Regions from separate parts of the Mus musculus genome. Here all the other regions are linked to region 4. The links are chromatin loops, found by intact Hi-C in ENCODE. Cell type or tissue: left cerebral cortex. All regions are shown on one strand. Region 1 overlaps Mical2 (microtubule associated monooxygenase, calponin and LIM domain containing 2). Region 2 has its middle 13 kb from the start of Dkk3. Region 3 has its middle 7.1 kb from the start of Gm39071. Region 4 overlaps Dkk3 (dickkopf WNT signaling pathway inhibitor 3). Region 5 overlaps Mical2 (microtubule associated monooxygenase, calponin and LIM domain containing 2).

Region 1 (5,000 bases), 120 kb after region 4:
TTAAATGCCGGCAGCCTTGCTCGGGGGATCATTTCAGGTTTGCACACCATGGCCATAGCATCCTCCAGGTCACCACCATGCAGGGTTACCAGAGAGCCCTCTGGTGTAGTACTATAGAGCATCCGTTAGGGGACCTCACACATTAGCCGGCTTGCTTTGAGAACATGGGTTCCAAATGCCCCGTTGGCTCCGTCCTCTTCCTGCCTATGACAAGGTACCTACTGGCAGCCAGAGGAGATCTGACTCTTGCAGCTCTCCCCCCTGCTTTGACATCGCATGTCCCCAGTTTCCCACAGGGCTCCAGGACAACTTTTAGGTCTGGGCTGCCTGTCAGATACAAAGGCCACTAGGCTACTAGGCATCTCCTCTGAGGATGTGTGTGCAGCACTCTAGGCTAGAGGTTTTCTGGCCTGGAGGACTTGAACTCATTAAAAAGAGTTTAGACATCCTTTAAAAGCAAAATGGGACTGGAGATAAAGATCAATGTTAAAGTGTTTCCCTAGCATGCACACGGCCACAACACTGAAAAACTGAAAACAATAACCAACAATAAGAAAAACACATAAAACTAAACCAAGCCCTGTGTGGTCTGAGTGCCCCATGTCACCTCAGGGTAGGTTCATGTGTCTGCCTTCTTAGCTGCTCACCCACTTCTTGGTCTGGAGGTTGGAATCCCATCTCTGAGACTCATGAGTCACTTGCTTCCTCAGTCTAGGTCCTGGAGCCTTTTCTCCCGAGCTGTTAGCAAGGTCTGTTTTCCTCAAAGCTCACACACCAACTTCCCCTTCGCTGGTCCACAAGTTTCACAGGAAATGGTTGCTTTTCCTCCACACATCCTGTGTCCTGGTCACTAGCTGGCTCTGCCGTTGCTGTGGGAACTAGGGAATTGGGCCAGTCCTGTTACCATGGAAGCTGCCTCCCTAATGCAAGTTCATCTTGTATAAGGCTAAAGTGGCCATAGCAGTGTGTGGAGTCAGCTGTCAGTTACCTAAGGGAATGGTAATTTCAGCTTGCAAATGCATGGAGAACATTGTCTGGAGGCAGCTCGAAACTGCTTACCACTTTGATTGGTACATGAGTCAAGGACCAGAAAATGCCTTTGAGGGGCTTCCAGAGTTTGAACTTGAGAATTTGGTGAGTGTATTTCCTCCCCCTCCCCCTCCCAAAGTGTCAGGTAATCCAAGAGTATGATTGGCTAATTAGTGTTGATAAGGCTATGTGGAAAGAGTGTGACTTATAAATCTGAGTCAGGCCTCTGTTGACTCCTGCTCACCTGGGCCTCAGCTGCTCAGGTGCACAGCAGCTGCTCCAGCCTTCTGACCTCGAGGAGGCAGACAGGAAGATCATTCTGTCCTCTAGAGTCTAGCCCAGGCCCCACACAGCATCTTCAAGACATCGCATCCTCCATCCACCTGACTCTCCCTGGAAGAGCAGAAGTAACAACGGGAAAGCAGGTTTTGGTGGCTCACACTTGTAATTTCAGCTCTGGGAGGGGTGGGAGCAGGGTAGGGGGAGGCTGTGGTAGGAGGATCCCTGGGAGATCAAGTCTAGCTTGTGCTACAGAGTGAGTTCCAGCCCAGCCTGGGCTATAGTGTGAGGTCCTGTCTGAAACAGAAAAAGTCACTGGAGGCTCTGCCGGTCCTTGTGATGTGGGTTGGCTGAGAGCTGGTGTTCAGCAAGCTGAGACTTCAGTTTTGGTTTCTGATGTCACCTCCACCTCCTTCCTTGTGGTTCCTCTGTTAGGCTCCCTGTCGGAAGGAGTCAGCACTCAGAACCCTTGGTTTGCCAGAAAGAACCAGACACTTAACTTTTCCAGACCCGTGGTGCTTTGCAAACTGTCTGGTGGGCCCTATCCAGGAACCTTTGAAGACACAGGTCCACAGCTGCCTATGCAGAGAAGCAAGCTTCAGCTAGGCTGGGAGGAGAGATGCAGGGTGTGGGAGAGGCCAGGCCAGGCCAGGCCGGGCCAGGGAGAGGCCGATGAGAAGGTGGCTTGTTTACATTGGGAAGTGAATTGTGAAACATTTATGGAGTACCTACTGTGTGCCTGTTCCTTGTGCTATGAGGACATTGGCATCCACCAGGCTTGGCAGCTCTTCCCAGAAGGTCTATGGTGCCAGAAAAACAAGAAACACGTGTGTATAAACAAGAGCGGTGGCAGCAGGGGATTTAAGAAACCTCAGCTCAGTCACCAGGAAGTTCATGACTATCCAGATGACAGGGGGGAAGACCTTGGTACGAGGAATGTTTTCTATGGGCTGGGAAGACCTGGAAAGTTTCCTAGGAGAGGAGAAGGCGGCAGTAGTGTTTGATGTGGATCTTGAGGGGTAGGCGGAGTGCAGATGGCAAGTGGGAGGAAGCAGAGAGCATCTCTCCCTCCCTCTGTGCATGCTGGAGGACAGGGAGAGCTGGTGGGAATAAGCAGAGCCTCTGAGTGGGTGAGTGACTTTGGACATATGGGAAGGGTCTTCTATTTAAGACAGGGCAGGATACCCAGAGACCTCCTAGGACAGACAAGCCAGACATAGTTTAGTTTCCATCTATTCCAACTTAGGCATTGGGAAGCAGGAGGGCAGAGGCTCGCTAGGCACACTTTACCATTGAACCTCCAAGATTTGATGTTTTCGTTTTGCTTGGTTTTAGACAAGTTGCATGTGTTTAAGCTGGCCTTGAACTTTGCTATATAGCCAAGGATAACCTTAAGCTCCTGATCTTCCCTGCCTCTGCCTTCTGAGTGCTAGGATTACAGTCACATACCTGACTTTATACATTTGCTCAGGGCAAACCCCGGGCTCCAAGCGAGGTAGACGGGCATTTCTTCTACCAACTGAGCTCCATGCCCAGCCTTCTCAGGACATTCTAAGGTCTGTTCAGTCATTCTATGGGTATTTACAAGATGGCTCTATTCTTCTAAAACAAGCCAGCCAATTCTGGGTTTACAACAAGGGGGAAAAAAAGTAGCAGGACATAACAGGACCCCATCTCTCAGCCCAGGAGCTTGTATCCAAGGAAAGAGAAACAATGAAAGGTCAGTATGAAAGGATGAGGAGACTAGCAGATGCCCCTTCACATACTGGGGTCTGGCTCGAGGCAGTTTGGACCTATGAGTGTTCATGAGCAGAAAGGTGCCAAGAAGTTAGATGTTGTGTGCACACCTGTAATACCAGCACCTGGGAGGCTGAGGTAGTGTTGTTGTGTGTCCAAAGACCATGTGAGCTACACAGTGAATTTTAGGTTAGCCTGGGTTACAAACTGTCTCAAAACAAACAAATAAAAAAAAACTAATAACAACTCTTAATAAAGTACATGAGCCATGCATGAATGTTCAACTCAAGAGGCCGAGGCAGGTGGATTACAGCAACTTAAAGACCAGTCTGGGCTATATCTAAATTTCATTTGTCCAAAGACTTAAGGTGAAAAGAAGTGAACTGGATGTCCCTACTCATCCCAGGAGGCCTTGGGACATCGTCTCAGGTTGGTCACACCGCAATGAATCATCTCTCAGCCCTTGGGGAGGAGGGCAGAGCACCTGCACACCTTAATGTAGTCTTGCTTTTTGCTTCCCGCCCTTTGCTCTCTGGCCCTGTCATTCTCAGACCAAGTACACACTGAAAGCTTGGCCTCGGCTGATCATTGGCCACCCCTATTTCCCCTTTGTGGTCTGAGGGCAGGGCTGGAACCAGACATTTAGGGTCCAGTAGGAGTAGAGACAGTAGGGCCTAGAGAGAGTTTTGGGGAACCTTGAAGTTGGAGGAGGAGGGGGAAGGAAGGGGCCCAGGCTTCACTGAGGAGGAGGAGGGACCATCTGAGTGTGAGGCTCAAAGGATGCTGGGGACTGAAGCAGAAACAATGGGGATGATTCCTTCTTGGGGAGAAACAGGTAATTATGCTGTTAGCTATAATGTGGCTAAGCCAGCCCTTAAAATGGATGTCATGGCCCAGGGACCCTTAGCAGGAAAGCTAAGCTCAATGGAAGGGTCCTGAAGAAGTGCTTGCAGTAAGAAAAGCCCCCTCCACCCCTTACTGGGAAGACTCCAAGCCTCTGGTTTTGCTTGAGCCAGCACCCCTTTCTTCTCCCTGGCAGTCTTGAACGCTGGGGCTTAGAGGCTCCTTGCATGCACGCAGCAACCTTTTAGATTCTCAGCTTGGGCTTGAATCCAGAGCTGGCAGGTCAGCAGAGCAGCACAGACTGGAAGCTCAAACACTCCTGCTGTGGAGTTGAGTTTTCATCTTGGCCACGGGAGGAGAAGCCGCTGGGTTTTGAAGTGCATGTGCCTGTGAGTGCACTCCATAATTTACTAAAGAAGCAGGTGATGAAGGGCCTCCGGGCTCTAGGTGACAGAGGTCCCAGTAGAATTGTTCCCAGTGGAGAGGCTCAGATCCCTCCCACCCACCGGCAGGGTAGACACTGCTACTCCCCAGCTTCCACACTGGCCTGCCTCATTAGCATTCACAGTGCTGCTACCTATAGTGCCCCTGTTTTAGCTTTGGCTCTGCAACACTTCCCCTCTCCATCCTCCTCCTCCCAGGCTTGGCTCCAGCACTGCCTACTTCAGAAAGGCTCTTTCCATTTCTTTCCACCCCTTCTCCATCTGCCTCCATGGGGGAGCCAGCAGTCCCTGGTTCAGAACTTAGCCAGCTCTGGAGTAGAACACTCTTTCCCAGCGTTATGTTTTGAGCATCCGCCATATCCCAGGCAGCCGGGCAGAGGCTGGGACTCTAGTGGAGTGTGCCTGACCAGGGCTCATGCTCTCCTCCATCTAAGGTATGTGACGTTATATAGATGCTTTGGTTTTCTTGGTCTCTATGTCCTCATGTGAAGAGAGCATATGGTGCCTGCTCACATGTTGGGAGCATTGGACGGAATGATTTGTGAACAGTGCTCCGTGCCCAGTTCCAGCCTCACTGGAAAGGGCTGACATATGGCAGCTTTTATCTTAGCATGTTAGTTGTTATGGTTTGCATATGAGATATCTCCCACAGGGCTGAAGTTTGAGCTC
Region 2 (5,000 bases), 50 kb after region 4:
TGGGCTGAGCATGCTTGTGAGGTGTATTCGGGCACGTGGATCTGGAGGTTAAAGGACCAACTTCAGTTCACTTCTCTGGAGCAATCCACCTTGATGTTTGAGATAAAGTCTCTCATTGGCCTGGAACTTAATGATTAGACTGAACTGGCTGACTATGGAGCCTCAGGGACCCACCACCTCCTCCTCCCCAGTGCTTGGATTACAAGTGTGCACTACCAGACTTGGTTGTGGTTTTGTTTTTGTTTTTGTTTTGTTTTTGTTTTGTTTGTTTGTTTTTTACATGGGTGCCAGGGATCAAGCCCTTCACCCACTGAGCCACTTCCCTATTCCCCAACACTGCAACTCAATTATAAAAGCGTGGTCCAAAGCAATACTACTTCCTCATCTCCCAGGTGAGCTGGCAGTTTTCTCCACTTCTCTGAGCTCTGTTGGCCTCCTCTACAAAAGGAGGGCAGGAACTCAATCTCCCTCCCGGGTCTGTTGTAAGAAATAGCTCCTCAAAGCACCCAGCAAAGTGCCTGGCTCATAGGAAGCCCTGGGGAGCACTGACTATGGTTAGACAGCCATCAGCAACATCATTACCAGGCCTGGCTGGCAGAGCTTTAAGCCTTTTATCACACACGGACATGGGCAGGAACAGAGCCCCTTTGTGTGGGCCCAGCCAAGCTCTGGGAAGGCCGGCAAGGGAGTGTCCACAGTAAATGTGCTAGGACCACAAAGAGCTTCGGAGAGTCCAGCGGACTGCCCTTTTTGTTTACGCAGGCAAGCCTTTTATCTCCCTCCCAGCATAGAGCTGCCAGGAGAGCCGGGTCAGAAGTTCACCTAATAAACAACGTTTGCATGCAGAACATGCCCCCATCCAGTCCCGGGTGCTGATGCTGGGGTTCTCAGTTTAAGGCTGTTACTCTTGAACCAGGCACAGTGATGCATGCCCAAGAAACTCCATCACTTAGACTCACACACAAAACAACAAATGTGTTGAAGGTTTCCCAGCCTGTGGAGCTACCAGAAGGTTCCACAGCCCATAGGATGTACAGACTAATATTGCTGCAAACTCAGGTTAGGAAGCCCGTCATCTGAGATTAGTGGTCTGGTACCTCATAGGGGGTCAGATTCATACTGAGCCATACACTAAAGCCCTGGGCCCAGCATTGGCCACAGACAACACAACCATGATTCCTTAGAAGTACTCTGGTGGCAAGCAGTCCTTCCTCTGAATCCAGGCCCAGAGACCAGGAGAAAAACCTGCAACCAGAGCATCTCAAGAAGGCTCCTAGAAGTTCTCAAGAAACGGTCTTGGCACAGTGACCTTTGATCCCAGCACATAGGAGGCAGAGGCATGGAGAGCTCCGAGAGTTTGAGGCCAGTTTGATCTACTCAGAAGGCTCAAGGCCAGCTAGCGCTACATAATGAGACTGTGTCTTGAAGGGGGGAAGAAAAGTAGTAATGGAATTTTGTGTGGTTCCTCTACGTCACTGCTGAGCACCCACTCAGTCATTGCAGCATTCACTATAGCCAGCTTAGTAGCTAGTAGCCGACTTAAAAGCCAAGACCGACTTAAAAGCCAAGAGAATGTAGTATACAAATATACAGAGTTATTCAGGCATAAGAAACAAATAAAGCAACTATTTTCAGGAAAATGGATGGAGCTAAACATTATCTCAGTATGTGAAATAAGCCAGATGCTCAAAGTCAAATCCCCATCTTCTCTCCCATAGGTGGTGTGTTTATTAGCCAGGGCTCCATAGAGGAACAGGGCCAATAGAATGAAAAGTGTTATGAAAAGACCTTCACAAGACTGGTTTACAAAGGCTGGGTCATCCAACAATGGCTGGCTGCATGTTGGAGGTGCCGAGAACCCAATCTGGTTGTTCAGTCCACCAGCTGCCGGCTCCAGCAAACCCAGTCTGGCTTGGAGGATTCTTCAGGAACTGTTGGTCTTCAGCCCATGTTGGAAGGCCAGAGAAGCTGGAGTCTGATGGCCATGCAAGATGTAGCAGGACCAGCAGTCAACAGAGGACAGACACTGTCACCAGGAGGGAAGCAGCTTAGACTTCTTTTATTTTATTTTATTTTATTTTTGAAACAAAATTTCACTATGTAGCCGGCCTGCAACTAGCTATGTAGCTGGCCTGCAACTAGCTATGTAGCCCGAGCAGGTCTGGAACTCCTGCTTTCCAAGTGCTAGGAGCAAAAGTGTGTTCCACCACACCCAGCCTTCCAGCAGTTTCTTAACTACAGACAAACAAAATCTCTGGAAGTTGAAATGGGACAAGGGATGTGTGGTGGTTTGAATAGTTTTGGCCCCCATAGATTCACAAATTTGAATGCTTGGCCCACAGGGAATGGCACTACTAAGAGGTGTGGCCTTGTTGGAGGGGGTGTGGCCTTGTTGGAGTGGGTGTGTCTTTGTGGGGGTGGGCTTTGAGGTCTCCTACACTTAAGCGCCATCCAGTGTGAAATTGGTCTCCTGGCTGCCTGCAGATCAAGTTGTAGAACTCTTGGCCCCTCCAGCACCATGTCTGCCTGCGCACTGCCATGCTTCCTGCTATAATGATAATGGACTAAACCTCTGAAACTGTAAGCCAGCCCCAATCAAATGCTGACCTTTATACAGGTTCTCTTGGTCTCTTCACAGCAATGAAAATTCTAAGGCAGGGTGCCTCCCCTGGTAGAGGTGGGATTCCAATGCTTTCCAAAGGGAGGGCAGCCTGGGTCAGATACACAGAGAGACATTGTTTCAAAACAAACAAAACAAACCAAGCTGAAATGGAGCGAAACAAAAGACACTATAAGCAAGCAACTTAAAAATAAGGAGTGGGCAGGACACAGAGGTTTGCTTCTTTCAGTGACCGCATTCCAAAGCTCCCCAAACGCTTGCTTACTTCTTTTTCTTTGGTGTCTTCTTTCCTCTGCCTGGTCTCCCTCTCATTCTGGTTTGAGAGGCCCTGGGTGTGCTCACTCAGCACCCAGGCTCCACGTGTGTCTCCATGTGTGTCACCTCCCGGTCTGGGTGCTTTCAGACATCCTGAACACCATCTGGTTAGTCTCCTGAGTGCTGGCATTTAGCAGGAACTGGCTCACAGCATTGCCCAAGAACCATGGAATAAATGAATAAATTTGGTTCTGGGCTCCATCACTTCATGTCAGAACTCAAGCAAAACAACCCAGCCTGTCTCAGCCATGTGTCCCTCCTGCCCACACTGTTCTCGACTTTGCAGTCACAGAGCAAGAGTCTTAGACGCTCTGCTAAGGGGTGACTTAGGTGGAGGTAGTGAAAGTGAGACATCCTCCACCCTTTCACCAACCAGGTGATGTCAGAGCACCAAGTTCCAAGTTGAACAATGAATATGGTAGATGGTCTTAGCCAGAATCCCTGGATGTTTCTTGTTTGTCTAGTTGATTGACTGGTTGGTTGAGGCAGGGGCTCACTATGCAGTCCAGGTGGTTTCAAAGAGAACCACCACCTTTTCTCCACCCCTGCATAGGCTCACCACCACCCTACTGCCCCTGATAGGCTCATGGTTTGTGCTCTTTATCCCCAGCTAGTGGTGCTGTTTTGAAAGGTTGTGGACCACATAGGAAGTGGTGCATTGCTGGAGGAAGTGGGTCACTGTGGGTAAATGTGTATGTATAAGACAGAGGTCAACTTCAGGTATCTTCCTTGCCGACCCTCATTATTATTATTATTATTATTATTATTATTTATTAGACAGCATCTCTTACTGAGATAAACACTGATTGGTTAGACTGTCTGACTAGTGAACTCTGAGGACCACCCTCACACCCTTGCAATCCCCAGACTGGGCTAAAGACTTACCCTGCTTCACTTTTTTTTTTTTTTGTAATTTACTATTTATTTTATGTGTATGAATGTTTTGCCTACTTGTGTGTATGTATTTATATCTACCACTTGTGCGCCTGGTTCCTGAGGAGAACAGAGAGGGCAATGGAGCCGGTGGAACTAGAGTAACGATGGTTGTAAGCCATCATGTAGACACAGGGAATGGAAACCAAGCCAGAGCTCGTATCTCTCTAGCCCTTCTTGCTCATCTTTTTATGTGGGTACTGGGAATACAAACTCAAGTCCTTGTGTCTTCACACGTGTGCACACACACACATGCTGCCACACGTGCACACTCTTATGCTGGACCACGTGTACACACACATGCTGAACCACATGCATGCATGCATCACAAGTGTTTAATCAACTGAACTATCTCTCAAGCTCCTCGCTGTCCCTTTGAGCTTGCTGGGATTCCGAATTCCTTCCTGTCCTTCAAGCCGGAAGTCCCACTCTCAAAGACCTCAGATTGGTGTGTGGCTAGAGTCTCCTTGGAAGGTTAAGGTACAGTCCAGTGAAATGTAGCTCAGATAGATTCCAGAGTTCACAAGCCTGAAACCATAAGGTGATCAATGCGTTGTTGGGAGAATGGAACATAAGAGGAGACAGGGTGTTAACCTCTCACTGGCTCCTGCTTTACAATAGGCAAAGTGGTCACTGGGGGCTTTAAATCATCTTCCAGGTCAAAATCATGGAGCAGAAACAAGCATTAGACAATCTAATTCCAAGAGAGGAACATCGGTGGCTGGGTTTTGTTTGCTTTGTCTTCCTCAAGAAAGAGCAGTAAGAAACCATTTAGGCTCTCCAGTCTTCCCTCTGGAATCGTGGTTTTATTAGAAACTCACTTCTTTACATCTGTTCTTATAGAGGGCTGTGTGCCAACTTGTGTACATGGCACATGCATGAAAGTGTAGGTATGTGTGCCCAGGCATACACACACATTGGAGGTTGTGTGTTGACCTTGGATGCCTGTCTCGATCCTTCTTCATCTCTTTTTTTGGGACAGGGCCTCTCACTAAACCTGGAGTTTGCTATTTCAGCTAGACTCACCACTGTAGCAGAGAACCCGAGTTTGTTCCTGTGACCCACGTTGGACAGATTATAACCACCTGTAACGCCAGCTCCAGGAGACCCAAAGCCCTCTTCTGACTGTCTG
Region 3 (5,000 bases), 58 kb after region 4:
CTGGGTTTTCCGTAGTAGCCCAGACTGCCTTCAAATTCACTATATAACTGTGGACAACCTTGAACTTCTAATAATCTTGTCTTCAGGTCCTGAGTGCTGGGATCATAGGTGTGTGCCACCACTGTGCTGTGTCCCCAGCCCCTTCTTCATAGTGTCTAATGTTTTCCATGAATTCTACCTTAAACACAACTCTAGATTATTGCATAGAATTGTTATGGGAGTACCAAATGCTATTATTTAGTGTGTGTGTGTGTGTGTGTGTGTGTGTGTGTGTGTGTGTGTGTGTGTGCTGTGATGTAATGTGTGTAGTTGTCTGTGTCACTGCATTGTGTGTGTGGAAGGGGTATCCATGTGCATGCCCAGGGAAGTCAGGGGTTGATGTTTGTCTTGTTTTAAGACAGGGTTTTGTGTTAAACCTGGACCTCACTAGCTAGGCTAGTCTAATTGATGAATATGCTTTAAGGACCCATCTGTCTCTGTTTCCTCTCCCCAGTGTCAGGGTTACAGACCACAGAGCTCACTTTTTATATGGGTTCTAGGGATCTAAACTCAGTCCTGACACTTGCAGGGCAAGCACCTCGCCAACTGAACCATTGCCCCAGCTCAGTGCATAGTATTTTCTCGTTTGAAACAGAGTCATGGGGCTGGAGAGATGGCTCAGCAGTTAAGAGCACTGACTGTTCTTCCAGAGGTTCTAATTTCAATTCCCAGCAACTGCAGGGTGGCTCACAACAATCTATAATGGGATCTGATGCCCTCTTCTGGCATGCAGGTGTACATGTAGAAAGAGCGCTCATATACAAAATAAATCTTTTTAAAGGAAAAAAGAGAGTCATACAAGATAGCCCAGGTATTGAACTCCCAGTCCTCTGACCTCAGCCTCCCGTGTGCTGGAACTACACAGGTGCCAGCTGCTGTACTTGGCTTAAGTTTTATCTTTATAGACATAGTGTGTGCTCTAAAGTGAGTCTACTTCTGTCTCTGTGCTTTGGCTGTCTCTGTCCTCTCCTGTTCTCAGGAGTCCTGAGGGTCTTGAGTATAAAGATGCTGAAAGGGGTAAGGTGGACGGAACAGGTCAGGAGCTTCAGATGCCACTCTCCACGAGCAGAATAGTCTGAGGACACTCTGGACACAGAGAAAATAAAAAAACAGAAGAAACAAAAACCAAAACCCTCTGAGTTGTAATAGCTGCGTTTGCAGACTTGGACTTTAAAATGAAGCCATCACAGAGTAGCATACAACCCCCTTGAGTCTCCCCTTAACTCAGGCCTGGCCTGAGCTTCTCAAGCCACGTTCCAGAGTGGCTGCAGCAGGGATCCCTTTAGCCCATGGCTGTAGCCAAAAGCAGTGGTTATGTTTTAAAACTCACCCTGCTGCTACATATTTTACTTCTTTGTAAGCTTTAGATATTTAAAAATAAAATCCTAAAGATAAGTGAGATGTGTGTGTGTGTGTGTGTTTGGCGGGGGGGGGGGGTTCCATGCCTGTGATCTACGCATTTTCGAGGCCTAGAAGATTGTGAGTTCGAGGCCAGCCTGGTCTATGTGATAAAATCTCATCTCAAACCAACCAACCAGCCAGCATCCCTTAGTAAGGAACCACATTGATTGATCTGTGGAGGTCATCATCGTCCTTCCCCTGCCCTCGTGCTTACACCCGTGAACACCCACAGGGTGTTTGTGCGATGCGGGTGCTCTTCTCCAAAGTATTAGGCATACCTCTGGGTACAGAATTCATTTGGAGCAGGACTTGGCCTTGGGTCTAAAACCTGCTCAACATTTAAGTGTGCACCCAGAGGAGCATTTGTTGCAGCAGAATTCCGAAATCTGAGCAACCTTTGGCAGCTGAAGGCTGAGAGGGAAAAACAAACAAACAAACCCAACAACCCATCCAGAGCCTTTTCCCAAAGCTGAAATGTTTACGTTGGATGCAAATATGGCCTGAGGTTTCAGGAAGAGGGTGGGGATGGTTAAGGGTGGAGGGCCGTGGGAACAGCGCCACCTTGTGGTCTCATCATTACTTTCCAGAGCAGCTATAGCTGCAGTGCCAGCTGCCACCAGACTGGGGCGGACATTTTGGACTTAGGACTTTGATTCGGAGACTGGGAGACATCTGCACTAGAACCTAGCTCCGACAGGCCCAGCTGCCTGACTCAAAAGACTTCATTAAAGACTACTCTGGCACAGCTACATAGTTGTTGAAGAAGAGGCGGGGGGGGGGGGCGGGGGAGAAGGGCGTGTGGCTGGCACTCATGAGACCATTTGGATCTGGAGGGACTGGCAGAGAGCCTGGAAGACCACGCCCAAGCTGGGAAGCTGGGGAACCAGGCGGTCTGCATTGGGAAGGCAGAAGGCAGATGGGTTGGCCACTCCTTCCCTTAGCTCTGTCTTGGTGTGTCTATTGGTCTCTCCCGTTGCTGCCCCCCATCACCCCAACACAGGGTACCAGGAAGGTAAAATAAGATGGCAGTTTCCTAGAACATCGGAAGTCCCAGAGGCACCCGGAGCTCTTCCCTTCCTCACCTTCTCAGTGGGACTCTCAAGCACAACACATCTCTGTCTGAGACAAAGATGACTGCCACCACAGGCAGGGAACACGAAAGTCATCTGTGCTTTTTTCCTCTAACAGCTACATCAAAATAAGTATACGAAGCAAATAAAAATTAATTTGGATACTATATTTTGTTTCATCCAACAGATCTGATGTCTTGGCATTTTAACATGTTAAGAAAATAGAATTCAGAGCTAGGCATTGTGGTACACAGCTGTAATTCCAGTGCTTGAGAGACTGAGACAACAGGATTGTGAACTAGAGTATCCTGGACTAAAACAGAGAGACCATCTGACAAACAAAGATAAACAAAAGAGTAATGTTATCTTTAGCTCCACTTCCCACCCTGGTTCTAAGGCTTTGGGATTCTGTATGTATTTTACTAGATTGGAAACACACAGATGCACACACACACACACCAGCAGCAGTTAGCACAAGAAAGGACATAGGATTCTTTGGTAGTTGGTAGAAGAGACCAACATGACCTGGCAAAGTCACATGGAGGCATTCACACTGGGCCATGGTGGCTGTGTGAGATTTAGAAAATGAAGTGACGAGTGTTTGGCCTGAGGAAGATGGATTATCCATCCCTGTTCTACTGGATCATGTCTGTCTCCCCTCCAATCTCCCCCCATCAGTACACACACACACACACACACACACACACACACACACTCTCATGTATGCACACACAGGTGTGGAGGTCAGAGCGCAGCTTCAGATGTCTCTCCTCAGGCATTGCTCGCCTTGATTTTTGAGACAGATTGCTCACTGACCTAGAACTCACTGAGTAGCCTAGTCTGGCTGGCCAGTGAGCCTGAGATCTGCCTGTCTCCGCAGCAGTGCTGTGATTCCAAGCACACACCACCACACATGGCTCTTAAAAATGATTGTTATTTTAAACAAACAAACAAACAAACAAACAAACAAACCAGGGGTTCTGGAGCCCCAGTCGGACCCTCCCGCTATCAAGCCAGCATTAATGACTGAGATGCTCTCTGGAGTTTTAAAGGATTGACAAAGATCAATAGCAGAAACTTCTCTGGATGCTGTAGAAAAATGTTTCAGGCTGACCCAGTGACCCCATCCCATAAGCCTCTGTGACCCAGTCCCACAGTAAACCTTCCACTGGGGCCCTTCGCTCACCAGTCTCTTCTGAGAACCTCAGAGCCACAGGTGAAGGTGCCCACCTAGCGAGTGGATGTGTTCCCTCATCCACACAGCCTGGTCACAGACAGTCCCCAAACCACAATCCACATCACATGTTCTACTGGGTGTTTGTTTGTTTGTTTGTTTGTTTTGCTTGCTTGCTTGCTTTCTTTCTTTCTTTCTTTCTTTCTTTTTTTTTTTTTTTTTTTTTTTTTTTTTTTTTTGTCTTGACTACCCTGAAACTCACTCTGTAGACCAGGCTGGCCTTGAACTCAGAGATCCACCTACCTCTGCCTCCCAAGGGCTGGGATTAAAAACATGCGCCACCACCACCCAGATTTCCAGTTCTTTTTTATGATTACATTTATGTACTTAGTTTGAGTTGGGGGTACAGGTCACAGCTTGTATGTGGGAGTTGGTTCTCTCCTTATCTCGTGGGTGCTGGGTTTGAAGCTACATGTCAGGCTTAGCAGGAAATGCTTCTACCCATGAGCCATCTCTCTCTAGCCATCTTCAGGTTTTTAGGGCTCAGAATAATTAAGTCAGAGTTGATAGAGCCGACAATTCTACACTTCTCCAGTGGGGAAACTGAGTCCCACTGAGGGAAAGAATGTTGCCAGGTCATGAAGCAAGATTCTCATCTGAGGCAAATGAGAAGGCTCAAAGGGTAAAATAGCACGCCTCACAAGCAGGACAATCCCCGAAACACACAGTAGAAGGAGAGAAACAACTCCCTAAAGTTGCCCTCTAACTTGTACATACATTCCATGGCAAGTACACACACACACACACACACACACACACTATATCCACAGCATACACATAATCACCACTACCACCACCATTATCATCATCACCACCATCATCTCTTCTCTTGGGTCTCCCCCTTCCTGTATCCACTGTAGCCTTAGGCATCTACTAGATGGTCTGGATAAAAGCAGCCATACTCTTATTTATTCATTAATAAATAACAATGGCAAATTCTTTATTAATAATTTATCTCTGGGGTAGGTCGAACAGGTGGGGGCTGACTGACACCTCTCCATGTGGTCTCCACAAGGTCTCCACTGTTTGGGCACTCTTAGTGCCTCACCCCTCCATGCTCTCACCCAGGGTTTGTTCTCAAGGAGGACACTTCAGCACACGCCACAGTGGTCACACTGCTAATTCTTAGGACCATATGAGAAGCACACCCTCTGCCTGCTCCAGCAATCCCAGCAGACCCACAAACATATCTTGTTTCTCCATGTAAACATAGCCTGGAAGTTTATGTAACAGGAGTGATCAGGATCCCTAAAGCC
Region 4 (5,000 bases):
TCAACACTAGGAAAAACCAAACCCAGTGCTCGTCTTACCACCCTACCCCAGTAGGAGGCTGTGGGGCTGGTGAGGTCATTGAAGACCCTGCTTTGGGGGGTAGGAGGGTGGAAAGCACTCTAAGGCCCAGCAAACAAACTGTGACTGTGAGATTGGGAGCAGGTTTCCCCAACAGCTACTGGAGAACCCACATACCTCTTTGGAAGGCACAACACAGGCCAGGCTGGCAATCCCTCTGGTTGTCACAGATGGTCCCATTGCCACCTTTGGTGGCCTTTTGGGTGCAGTGACCCCAGGCACACAGCTGGTCTCCACAGCACTCACTGTCTCGGGTGCATAGCTGCAGCGAAATGAGACAAACACAAGCCCCAAGATTTAGCCTAGAAGCCTGGACGGCCTAGCAGGGTGTTCCAGCCTGCTCAGATCAATCAAAGGTAACTTCCCCCTTCCCCCCTATCTCAAGGAGAAGAGGCAGACCCAAGGTAGAAACCAGGAGCCAGCATGGAAGTGTGGCTGTTGGTACAGGATGGGTCAAGCTCTGGGAAAATGGCACCTGAGAAGGTGGATGTCTAACAGTGCCTGTGTGTCTTTGGCGCCTCCATCCCACAACTGTACCTTTCACCCTTTTAACTAACCCCTGTCAGAAGGGAAGGTGCCTCAGGCCACAGGCAGAGGCAGCAGGAGTCTAACAGGCTGCCCAGTCAAGGCAGAGCCAGGAAGACCCAGGCTAGGGACAGCAAGCTGGAAGCAGGAGCCCAGAGAGCAACTAGGGGTCTCCAGGACTGTGCCCTGTGATGTGGGAGTGGCCTGGCGGGGGATGGGGGAGGGACTACAGCAGCTATCTCTCCAAGAGGGACAGAGCAAGATCACAGGACCCTTTATTTCTTGAACTTATTGTGCTTTTTTTACTGTCAAAGAAAATGTCAAGAGTTCATGGGCTTTGTCCAAATGGCCCGATGAGTTTCCGTTGCTTGAGTGCCGCAGTGGGGGAATGCTCCAGCCTCTTCCTGCCTCCTCCTTCTGCACATTTATTAATGAGACTGGAAGGGAGCCCGGGAGGAGCCCAGGAGGATAGAGGTGGCCCTTTCCCTTGCCTGGGGACAGTATGTGTGCACTGCTGTGTGTGCTGCTGTCCCAGGGGAAGGGACCAGTGCGGGGCCTCCTGTTTTCTCCTCTTTCCCATTGCTACCCATGAGCCACACAATTGTGATCAGAGATCCTGGAGTGAAGTGGCTGCAGGCCTGCTGGAATGGCATCTTGATTACTCCAGGAATCAGTCCCTCTGGGACTTCTCCCCATCACTGAGAGGCTCTTCTTGCAAGCAGCCTAGCTGAGAACCCCTGGGACTTCTAATCTTCTCTCCCTGGTACAACAATGGAGTCTGCTGGCATCTTTACCATCTGCTGGTCCCGGCATGGCTGGCAGGTGTACTTGAAGCTGGAGAACTGGCAGTACCTGGTGGGCCCACAGTCTTCATCAATGATACATTCCTGGAGGGCGGAGAGACAGGGACAACTTTGTCAGTAAAACAAAGAGGGGTAGATCTGCATTGCCCTGGAAGGGCAGAATCCGGGTTAATCTGGGTCTTAAGTGAAGCGCCGGCCCTGAAGTGTCCACCAGCCCTAGCCACCCCAGAAGCCAGCCTGGCCAGCACTTTTATCTATCCTTCCATGCCGTCCACGTGGAGGGGGGGTCTACTTCTCAGTACCCCCCAGGATCTGTGAGCCTTCCACATCCACCACACAATGGCCATCTGTGTTCAGTGTCCCCCCACACCCAGGGCAGGGAGGATGGGGACTCAAAGTTGTTCCTACATAGAACAGATGGTTTTAAGAAAAGGTGCTAATGAGTTCCAGGCCCTGTGTGACTGCCCAGGAAGGGCTGGAGGCCAGGCCCAGCAGTCTCTGCTGCCTAGGAAGATACCAGAGACCCTTGGCACTGTCCCTGGAAGCCACAGAGGGCCCTCCACGGGCTCCTGGGTTCTAAGGAGCCGCCAAGAGGCAAGGTGAGCTTTAAAGTGAAAGCTGGAAGTTTGGAATCCCACTCTCCCAGTCCCGGGACTCCTCATGGCTGCCAGTTCCACTCAGCTAAGAACATTTGTCCATCTGTGAGTCAGACCCATGGTCAGGCTCAGCCCCAGGAAAAGGGAGTAGGAGACGAAGCACAGGCAAGGACGCCATTCATCACCTCTTCTCCGGGACAGAAACTTCTCAGCAAGAGGCAGCTTGGGGGTCACTTCTACGTTGCCAACTGGAAAATGGCGGCACAGAAAAGTCACGTCACCCCCCAAGAGGTATGGCTAAAGCAGAGTAGACGGATTCTTTCCTACCACAGCCCTTGAGTGGAGGGGCTCAGGGCTCCCAAATACTATAATCAGAGATGAGGAGGGCTCTTGGAGGCTTGGTGTCCTGGAACCCAGGCAAACATTCTAGAAGGGTCTCTGTGAAGAACAGGATGTGCCTCATCCCCACCTATGAGCATCTTCCATCCTGAGAGCCAGTGTGGAGCCATGCATGCTAAAGCATGGTGTGTCAGGCATGAACCTCGGTACCTGGGGCTGGTCCTCAGCTCCACTCTGTTTGAGTTGAGGCAACTAAACCAGTGTGTATGGGGGTGGGGGGCAGTGCGGGGGACAGGGACCAGACCCAGAGCTTGCACAGGCTGGGTCCCAGCAAACAAGCCCTGGGTTGCTTACTATTATCAAGTGTTGTTACTGAGAAGTAGCTGGTGTCCTTGACCCAGGTCACACTGAGTGTCCCTTGGTCAATCTTGTAGGTCTGAGGAGATGGGTATTTGGCTCAGAGTAGCTGCAGCCCTAAGCTGAGGGCCCACCAAGGGGAGCTTGGGCTGTGCTCTGCTCACCAAGCAAGGCTCTTTAGCCAAGAAGAAAGATGGAGTCACCTAAAACACCACCCCCTCCCCCCATCCCTTTCTAAGGGTGATAGAGTCATCCTGAGTCAGAATGCCTGTTTGACACAGACACCCCTAAAGCAATCTAATGTCACTCTCCCACACATGACCCCAGAGTCCCGTCCATCTAGCTCAGAAGATGCAGGTTCCTTCCCCTCACCCCCAGGGGGTTGGCCTCTGTAGGGAGCAACAGTGCAGCCCAGGTTTCACCCAGTCTAGCAGGCAGATCCCTTTGTCCTTCTGTTCCCCTAACTTTCCCAGCTCAGCGGTCCAGAAGTGTTAGGTGAGCTACAATCTGCTGTACACCAGGAAGAAAGCAGAGGATCTCACATCAAGGGGCTGAACCTGTATCTGCCGGATCCAAGATCCCATAGTGACAAGAAAGGTCCTGAGGATGCGAGTTGACCCTGTATCCCCCAGGGGTGAAGGGGATTTCATCCAGCATGCCCATCTCCAATGTGCCCACCCCCACACATCTGCACAAGTATATAGACTCCACACATGCCCAAGTCGCCTATATAAAAGGACACAGAATTTGCACCTAACCCACACATATCCTACTACATAATCATCTTTGGATTTAGTACCCCGTGCATCACGAACACCACGCTCATCATGGCTATGTTGTCTGTAATGACAAAGGGAGAAGTGTATGTTTGGTACAGATGCTATTTAAAACAGGCTGGCTGTGCTGTGGTCCTGGATCCTGGGGTGCTAAGGCTGTCTTCCCTGGCTCCCCAACACACCCTCCTGTACACAGGTGGCTTGGGAAGTGCGACAGGACACTTCTGATATTTCTTCCAAAACCTAACAGAAAGGGAACAGAGTGGGAGAGGTGACATTTGTGAAGGAGGAAGAAGCAGCAGGCACAGGGACAGAAATGACTATGGGGTAGGGGTGGGGGTGGCTCGCTCTGCCTTTAAGAAATCTGTCTTCAACCATGGGAGGGAACAAAGAAAAAGAAGACAGTCCAATCCAGAGATTCCCTCTACAGCAAGGGCAGGTCCCGCATGAGGGGGAGGCTGGAGTCTCTAACCTGAGTAGAGCAAGGGCTGACATGGCTGAGAAGCAAGGGCTGACACGGCTAGGAAGTGCAGGAAGGCTAGGAAGGAACTCTCTGAGTTCCATCATCTCTTTCCTGTGCTCAGGGACTGTATCTACATCCAAGCTCACCCTACAGTATCCAAGGAACCCAACTGTGCCCAGGCCACCAGAGTGGCTGAGACCTGAGGTCAGAGGTCAGGATGCTGGAAGGCTCTGCTGCTTCCTGTCTACGGCCATGAAGCCTAGGTGCTTTGATTTCTGAGGGCTGAGGGCCTCACTGGCTTCCTATCTTAGATTCTAGAACTGAAGGCAGACTGCTGCTCAAAACGGAGCCAGAACTGAAGACCAAGGTCGGAGTCAGGAGCCCTGGCTCAATCAAGCTGCCCAGCAAAGACATGAGATGCTAACCTAAACCCCTGCCCCACAGAGGTCTGCAGAGCCGCCTGTCTCATCATTGCACAGGGCTCTACCACAGCAAGGTGAGTGCCCACAGATCAGCACGGGCTTCCTCTAATCCCCTCAACATAGTTAAGGTTCCTGTGAGCAGAAGGTCTCAGAAAAAAAACAAAAAACAAAACAATAAAACAAACAAAGAAACAAAAGCCACATACCCGTGAAGAAAGTTGTACAGGATAAAATTCTCTGACCAGACTATAAGTGATTGTGGGGAGTCAGAATGTTGCAGGTCTTAAATAATTGTGGGGAGTCGAATGTTACAGGTACAGAGCCAGATTGTTCTGGGCTATTTTTCACCCCATAGCTATCTGTTGGTTCCCACTTCTATATTTGACCCATTTCTGTTGACTGTTAGCTAAATTTTCTTGTAATGTACAAATTGACCCTTAGCCTCTATTAACCCACATTGTCATCAGATATCAGCCAAGGCCTATAGCAGATATTTCCCCAATTTGAAGCAACTCCCCTATCTGTTGTACCTTCCAGTGTATTCCTAGATACATTGCCTTGGTTTATGATTAGTTTCATTTTCCTGCTACTAGAAAAAAAAAGTGACCTTCATGAAACCATTACCACATTAGAACAAGAAA
Region 5 (5,000 bases), 210 kb after region 4:
GACAGAAATTGGCTCATTTTGTGGGGGGACAGTCTCTTCACTGGTTAACTTTAGAGGCAAGCATAAATGGCTCCTTGGTCTTGGGCTAAGCCACACCTCTCCTGAATAACTAACCTGCCCCAGGAAGTAGCTTTGTTACAAAAGGACAATTTTCTTGAGTCCTGTCTTTGTCTAAGCATAGTTTCCAGGTCCCTTCTGGAGTCCTGACTTCCTCTAAGCCCCAGTGTTAGGGAGGGCTCTGTCCATGTGGCCTGGGCATTGCTGTCCTGGAGTGGGCAAGGAGCTCTCTGTTTCTGGGAGGACTGTACTAGACAACCTAGCTGGGTGTAGGCTGGCAATGATGGCCCAGAGCCCTGAGTTTGAGCCAAAAGCAAGGCCTGTGGGATTCACACATCGTCCCAGAGCAGGGGACTACAGGACTTGTCCATCCCCGTGCTTTCAGAGCCAGGGATCCAGTTTCCCAGCTGGGCCAGGCTTGCAGGAACCTCGCCAGCCGCATCTCTGTTCCTCACACCGCGTCTCCTCCCTGTTTCTCCTGTGCTCCCTCTGCATGCCTGGGTCTTACTTGTCTTTTCTTTCCTGTCTCCTGGGGCCGCCTCTGTGGACCTGCCTCTCTCCTCCCAGGACTGCCGCCGGGTCTCAGGCATAGGTAAGCCTGTCCTGTGCTCTGCCTCTCGCCCTCCTGGCACCTCTTGCTGCCCCAAGCTGGAGGAGTCCACTCCCAGGCTTCCACCTCCTCTGAAAAGGCAGGTAGGGCTCTTTCCAGTGGATACTATTTTGGTAAAACCAGAGGGAGGGGACTTTGAGCCAAGGGGTGGGATCAACTGCTCCTTCTAGCCCCCAAATATGGCTGAATGTAAAAATCCCCCCTGGATAAGATGGCTGCCCTTAAGGATAAGAACAACCACATAGGTCCACCTGAAGTATATGCCACTGGTCCCTCAGACCATCACAGGTGTTACCCAGCCATCCATACTCACTCTTGATGCTGTTGCTTCGGAGGGAAAGTAAGCAAGTCCATGTGGCACTATGGGGAATCCCATGTCATGGCTTAGTATAGAGAGCTAGTGAAGAAGCTGGTCTCCAAGTTACTGAAAAAGTAATAGTGGAGTTGAATCAGGGAGGCCTCATGGGTACATCCACTGAAGAGCTGAGGCTGAGGCATGGTGAAAGCCTTTCCGGATGTCTGAGCAGCCAGAGCCTACGTGAAGAAACTGTGGCTTATCCCATCTCTGGCTTTGGAATCTGGTCGGAGTCAGGATGAGGACCCACGCATCCCAGGGTCACCTGGTCAGCACTGGGTCTGGTGTGTTGCTCTCATAGCAGAGGAGGACAGCAGTCAGTGAGGACTAATGCAGCAATGATGTCTCTGTGTGCTTGCCAGTCCTCTGAGGGTGAGAAATGCTCATGCATACTTAGATCAATCACAGTCTCTACAGGGATGGGCCAGGCCTTCCTTAGCATCCTAGACAGTCTCAGAATACAGATACTCATGGGAACTGAAGTTATAGAGGTTTGTCTGGGGTAAGGGCTCTTAGGCCCAGGACTGAGTACTGCTGATCAGGGTGCTGGAGATACCAACACAAGTGTAGAAGTTCCTCCTCCACTCAGGCTACTCTGTGACCTTTCTCAAGGTGGCACCTGCTGCCATGCCCTCTGTCTCTGTCTCATGTGGTTCCTCATGGAGGTGGGGTCTATACAGGGAAAGAAGCTGACTTCCCCCTCTCTCTCAGTTCTCCTCCACGGTGGCAACAGGACAGGTGCTCAGAGAACTCAACCAAGTACCGGCTAGTGGCGAGTGCCCCAGCAGACCCTGGAGAGCCAGGGCCAAGTCAGACCTGCAACTGGGTGGGGTTGAAAATCTCGCTACCCTGCCTCGCACCTGCCAAGGGGCACTGGCCCTGTCCGGGGTGCTGCGGCGCCTACAGCAAGTAGAAGAAAAGGTGCTTCAGGTGACCGTCCTCTCTGCCTGCCTGTGTCCATGTCCCATCCCACCTGCTCCTCAGCCGGGTCCCTCCCTTCTGTGTGTGAGGAGACAAACCTGGCTCACTCCTTCCCCTCTCCCTTGGTGGCAACCGTCATGGCCACTGTCTCTATCCTTCTCCTTTCTCACCTTGACTGCAGAAGAGGGCCCAGAACTTGGCTAACAGGGAATTTCACACAAAGAACATTAAAGAGAAGGCAGCTCACCTGGCCTCCATGTTTGGACACGGGGATTTACCACAGGTAAACCAGGGGCTTTCGGAGTCTTCGGGAACCAGGGCTGAGTGTCTAGCCGACCTGGACCAGCCCTAGAAGCTTTTCTGTAGTATAAGAAGAAATTCACTCTTTAAGCCATTGATAAATTTGAGCTTGTGCCTTAGAGACCCAAATGCACAGGTTTTAGAAGGTAGACACATTATGACAAAGGAAAATGGAGACAGAAAAATAAACTCAAGTCAAAAGCATGCCCCATTGAGATCTTAGTAGGTCTGACTGTGGTGACACATGCCTTTAATCCCAGCACTCAGGAGGCAGAGGCAGGTGAATCCCTGTGAGCTTGTGGCCAGCCTGGTCTTTACAGTGAGGTCCAGGTCAGCCAGAGCTACATAGTGAAACCTTGAGTCTAAACAAAGTAACGTTAAATCAAAGGGAACAACCTTAGTCAAGGGTATCTAGTCTTTTGACTTTGGGATGTGACACTGTCATGCATGGATATGCTTGGTCATGTTTGTAGTTATCCTGGGATGCATGTGGCTTGTGGATACATGCGTGCTTAGCTAATTTCTAAGTAGACTGTGAGCCTCCTGAGAGTCACTGCAAGCAGGGACTGCTGGTCAATTGCAAGGCTCTGGGTGCCTTAAAGGTGAAAGCGAGCCAAATTCTTGTGCCCTTACACCCCACCCCTCCCAGTCAGGGAGGCACCGATTGGTGAGCCAAAGCTATGCCTCAACCTCAGCTCTCAAAACAGCAATACTAAGCTGATGCCAGAAAGCTTGCCTTAGCCTGAGAAGTACAGCTTCCTCCAGACCACCTACTTACTCAGAGACTGGTAGAAAAAGAAGGTGTTTGCATAGCAGGAACTGAAAGAGTAGTAGTGAAGCCCTGGAGGTGGGAGTGGGAGTATACTTGCGAAATCCTCCTTCTTCTTCAGCAAGCTGTCTCTAGGACACATCTCTGCTAGCTTCACCCAGCCTCCTCTTGTGTCTCCAGCTGTCGCTGGAGTCATGCACAGAGGGATGCTCTGCACTGAGTTCATTGCCAGGGCTCTAGCAGCCTCCTGGAGGCCAGCGAATATGTGCCTACAGCTGCAGAAGCCCCAGCTATGGCAGTCTGCCCCGGCTGGCGCGGGCTTCTCCCCTCCTAAGCCTGCAGCTGCTCCCTCATACCAAACTCTATGAGGGCTTCTCATAAGCATTGCAGTCTGGGGCAGCTCTAGGCAGGAGCAGAATGGGTCTCCTCGGGGGTTCTTCAGGGAGCTGAAACTAAAGCACAGTATAGTCCAGCCAGGAGCTACATAATCCCACTTGGCTCCAAAGACACACTTCTGTGTCATCCTGAGACACGGGCCTCAGTGTCTGCTCCTCCATGGGTATGTCTAAAGTGCGACTGCTACGCCTGCCGCAGCTATAATCCTATCTTTATTCTGTCTCCGTTCCGTTCAGGATAAGCTCCTATCTAAACGCGTGCCTCACGCTCATCCTCCATCTCCTCCCTCTTGCCTTCCGTCTCCTCATCCAGCTGCTGCTTCCTCTCCACCCGCTGCCGACTCTGTTTCTCCTGCCAGAAAGGTAGTGGCACTGAATCATCGCCTCCCCCCACCCCTGCATGTTCTGAGTTGTTCTCGGGCTCCATCTGGCCGGCACAGCCAAACATCTGGAGCCAGGCTTGGCTGGGATGGGAGTTTGTTAGATATTGTACAAAAGCCCTAGATCCCATTTGGGTTTTGTGTTAGCGCATACATGTAGCAGAACAGCTCCAGCCTGCACTGTGAGCGTCTCTCTCACACATAAAACATTCATCATGGACCCAGATGCCTGGCCCTGCCCAGGCACTGAGAAATTAAAGAGAAGCTTTGGACCCATTGCTATCATCTGAACAGAGACACCACCCCCATCATAATAATAATCACACGTTTAATATGTGGAGCTGCTGATATGTGGCGTGCCTGACCTAAGCAAATGACAATTTGACCCAGTGAGCTTAATACGGTACTATTCATGAACTGTGTTAGATGTAGGTTATAGAAACAGAAGGAAGCCCGGGAAGAGTTGGGAGGCAATGATAGGAGACCTGTGTGGAAGGTTCCACGGGAACAGTTTTCTAGACAGAGGTGTGGGGCTAGGGTGTGTTAGGAAGTGGTCAGTGTATGTAAAGGTGAGCAGACATGGCTGACAGGGCAGAAATGAGAGGGCAGAATGTCTGATATCACCAGCTTTGGGGTGTGACACTGTGGTGTGGTCACCGCAGTGTGTGAGGACGTGCAGAGGGTCTCACACGGCCCTGACAGCATGTTCTTGAGTTTCATCCTCTGACTAGGCTACAGCGAGCTCCTGAAAGATCCACCCTATATTCTTGAAGGATGATTTGGGTAGCAGTACAGAAGCTAGCTAGCTCAGAGGGAGCGAGGTAGGGAGCCAGCCCTGACTCAGTGGAGAGTCAACTGTTCTATGAACAAGAGTTAGCTTGGATCGAGGGCACATGTTTAACCTCCAGGATGAGCCAAACTGTTCCGCTGAGCTCACAGTCTGCTGTTGGCCTGTCTCCTGCAGAGGTCAGCATACAGGGCTGAACGCTCCCTGTCTGAAGGTCCCTGACTCCCAGTTTGCTTCTGTGTTCCTGAGCTGGTGTACCTCCAGCTTCGTGCTGTTCTCTTAGCAAAAAAAAAAAAAAAAAAAACCCTCCAAGTTGTCCCTCATTTTGTTATGTTCCCATTGGCACCCTGAGCATCTGTAGGGAGATATTCGTAAAAAGAATCTCCAAAGAAAGATGAAATCTTATTACGTGGCCCCCTCCAGGTT

Evidence for each region. Hi-C counts contacts between places; a loop is a spot of excess contacts. Peaks named below come from ENCODE experiments on the same cell type or tissue, not always from the same donor. Only the 100,000 strongest peaks of a DNase experiment are listed, where the experiment ranks them.
Region 1: it touches region 4 in a loop (3.0-fold over the local background); 2 of 42 quality-filtered maps call a loop at or near these places.
Region 2: it touches region 4 in a loop (4-fold over the local background); 10 of 42 quality-filtered maps call a loop at or near these places.
Region 3: a loop joins it to region 4, with 6 times the contacts of the local background. A loop is called at or near these places in 10 of 42 quality-filtered maps.
Region 5: a loop joins it to region 4, with 12 times the contacts of the local background. A loop is called at or near these places in 2 of 42 quality-filtered maps.

The regions. Positions count from the first base shown.
Region 1 is chr7:112,237,243-112,242,242 of GRCm38, forward strand. The region is part of intron 2 of Mical2 (microtubule associated monooxygenase, calponin and LIM domain containing 2); the gene reads left to right. Among named protein-coding and RNA genes, the nearest start is that of Mical2, 14 kb to the left of the region's middle. In left cerebral cortex, a CTCF peak has its summit at 105 (motif pointing left); DNase peaks (open chromatin) are centred at 887, 1,705, 2,318 and 4,551; H3K4me3 peaks cover 273 bases; H3K27ac peaks cover 4,882 bases.
Region 2 is chr7:112,169,784-112,174,783 of GRCm38, forward strand. No RefSeq gene overlaps it. Among named protein-coding and RNA genes, the nearest start is that of Dkk3, 13 kb to the left of the region's middle. In left cerebral cortex, no CTCF peak of the experiment used is centred here; DNase peaks (open chromatin) are centred at 670 and 3,092; H3K27ac peaks cover 860 bases.
Region 3 is chr7:112,178,308-112,183,307 of GRCm38, forward strand. No RefSeq gene overlaps it. Among named protein-coding and RNA genes, the nearest start is that of Gm39071, 7.1 kb to the right of the region's middle. In left cerebral cortex, CTCF peaks have their summits at 780 (motif pointing left) and 2,011 (motif pointing left); a DNase peak (open chromatin) is centred at 2,051; H3K27ac peaks cover 1,008 bases.
Region 4 is chr7:112,120,193-112,125,192 of GRCm38, forward strand. It overlaps Dkk3 (dickkopf WNT signaling pathway inhibitor 3), which reads right to left. Exons shown (of 8, transcript NM_015814.3): 5 at 1,398-1,490; 6 at 196-340. Among named protein-coding and RNA genes, the nearest start is that of Dkk3, 36 kb to the right of the region's middle. In left cerebral cortex, CTCF peaks have their summits at 31 and 2,821; DNase peaks (open chromatin) are centred at 1,887, 2,059 and 3,623; H3K27ac peaks cover 4,419 bases.
Region 5 is chr7:112,333,205-112,338,204 of GRCm38, forward strand. It overlaps Mical2 (microtubule associated monooxygenase, calponin and LIM domain containing 2), which reads left to right. Exons shown (of 26, transcript NM_001193305.1): 18 at 625-750; 19 at 1,734-1,952; 20 at 2,125-2,226; 21 at 3,645-3,770. Among named protein-coding and RNA genes, the nearest start is that of Micalcl, 39 kb to the right of the region's middle. In left cerebral cortex, no CTCF peak of the experiment used is centred here; DNase peaks (open chromatin) are centred at 414, 3,116 and 3,761; H3K27ac peaks cover 3,570 bases.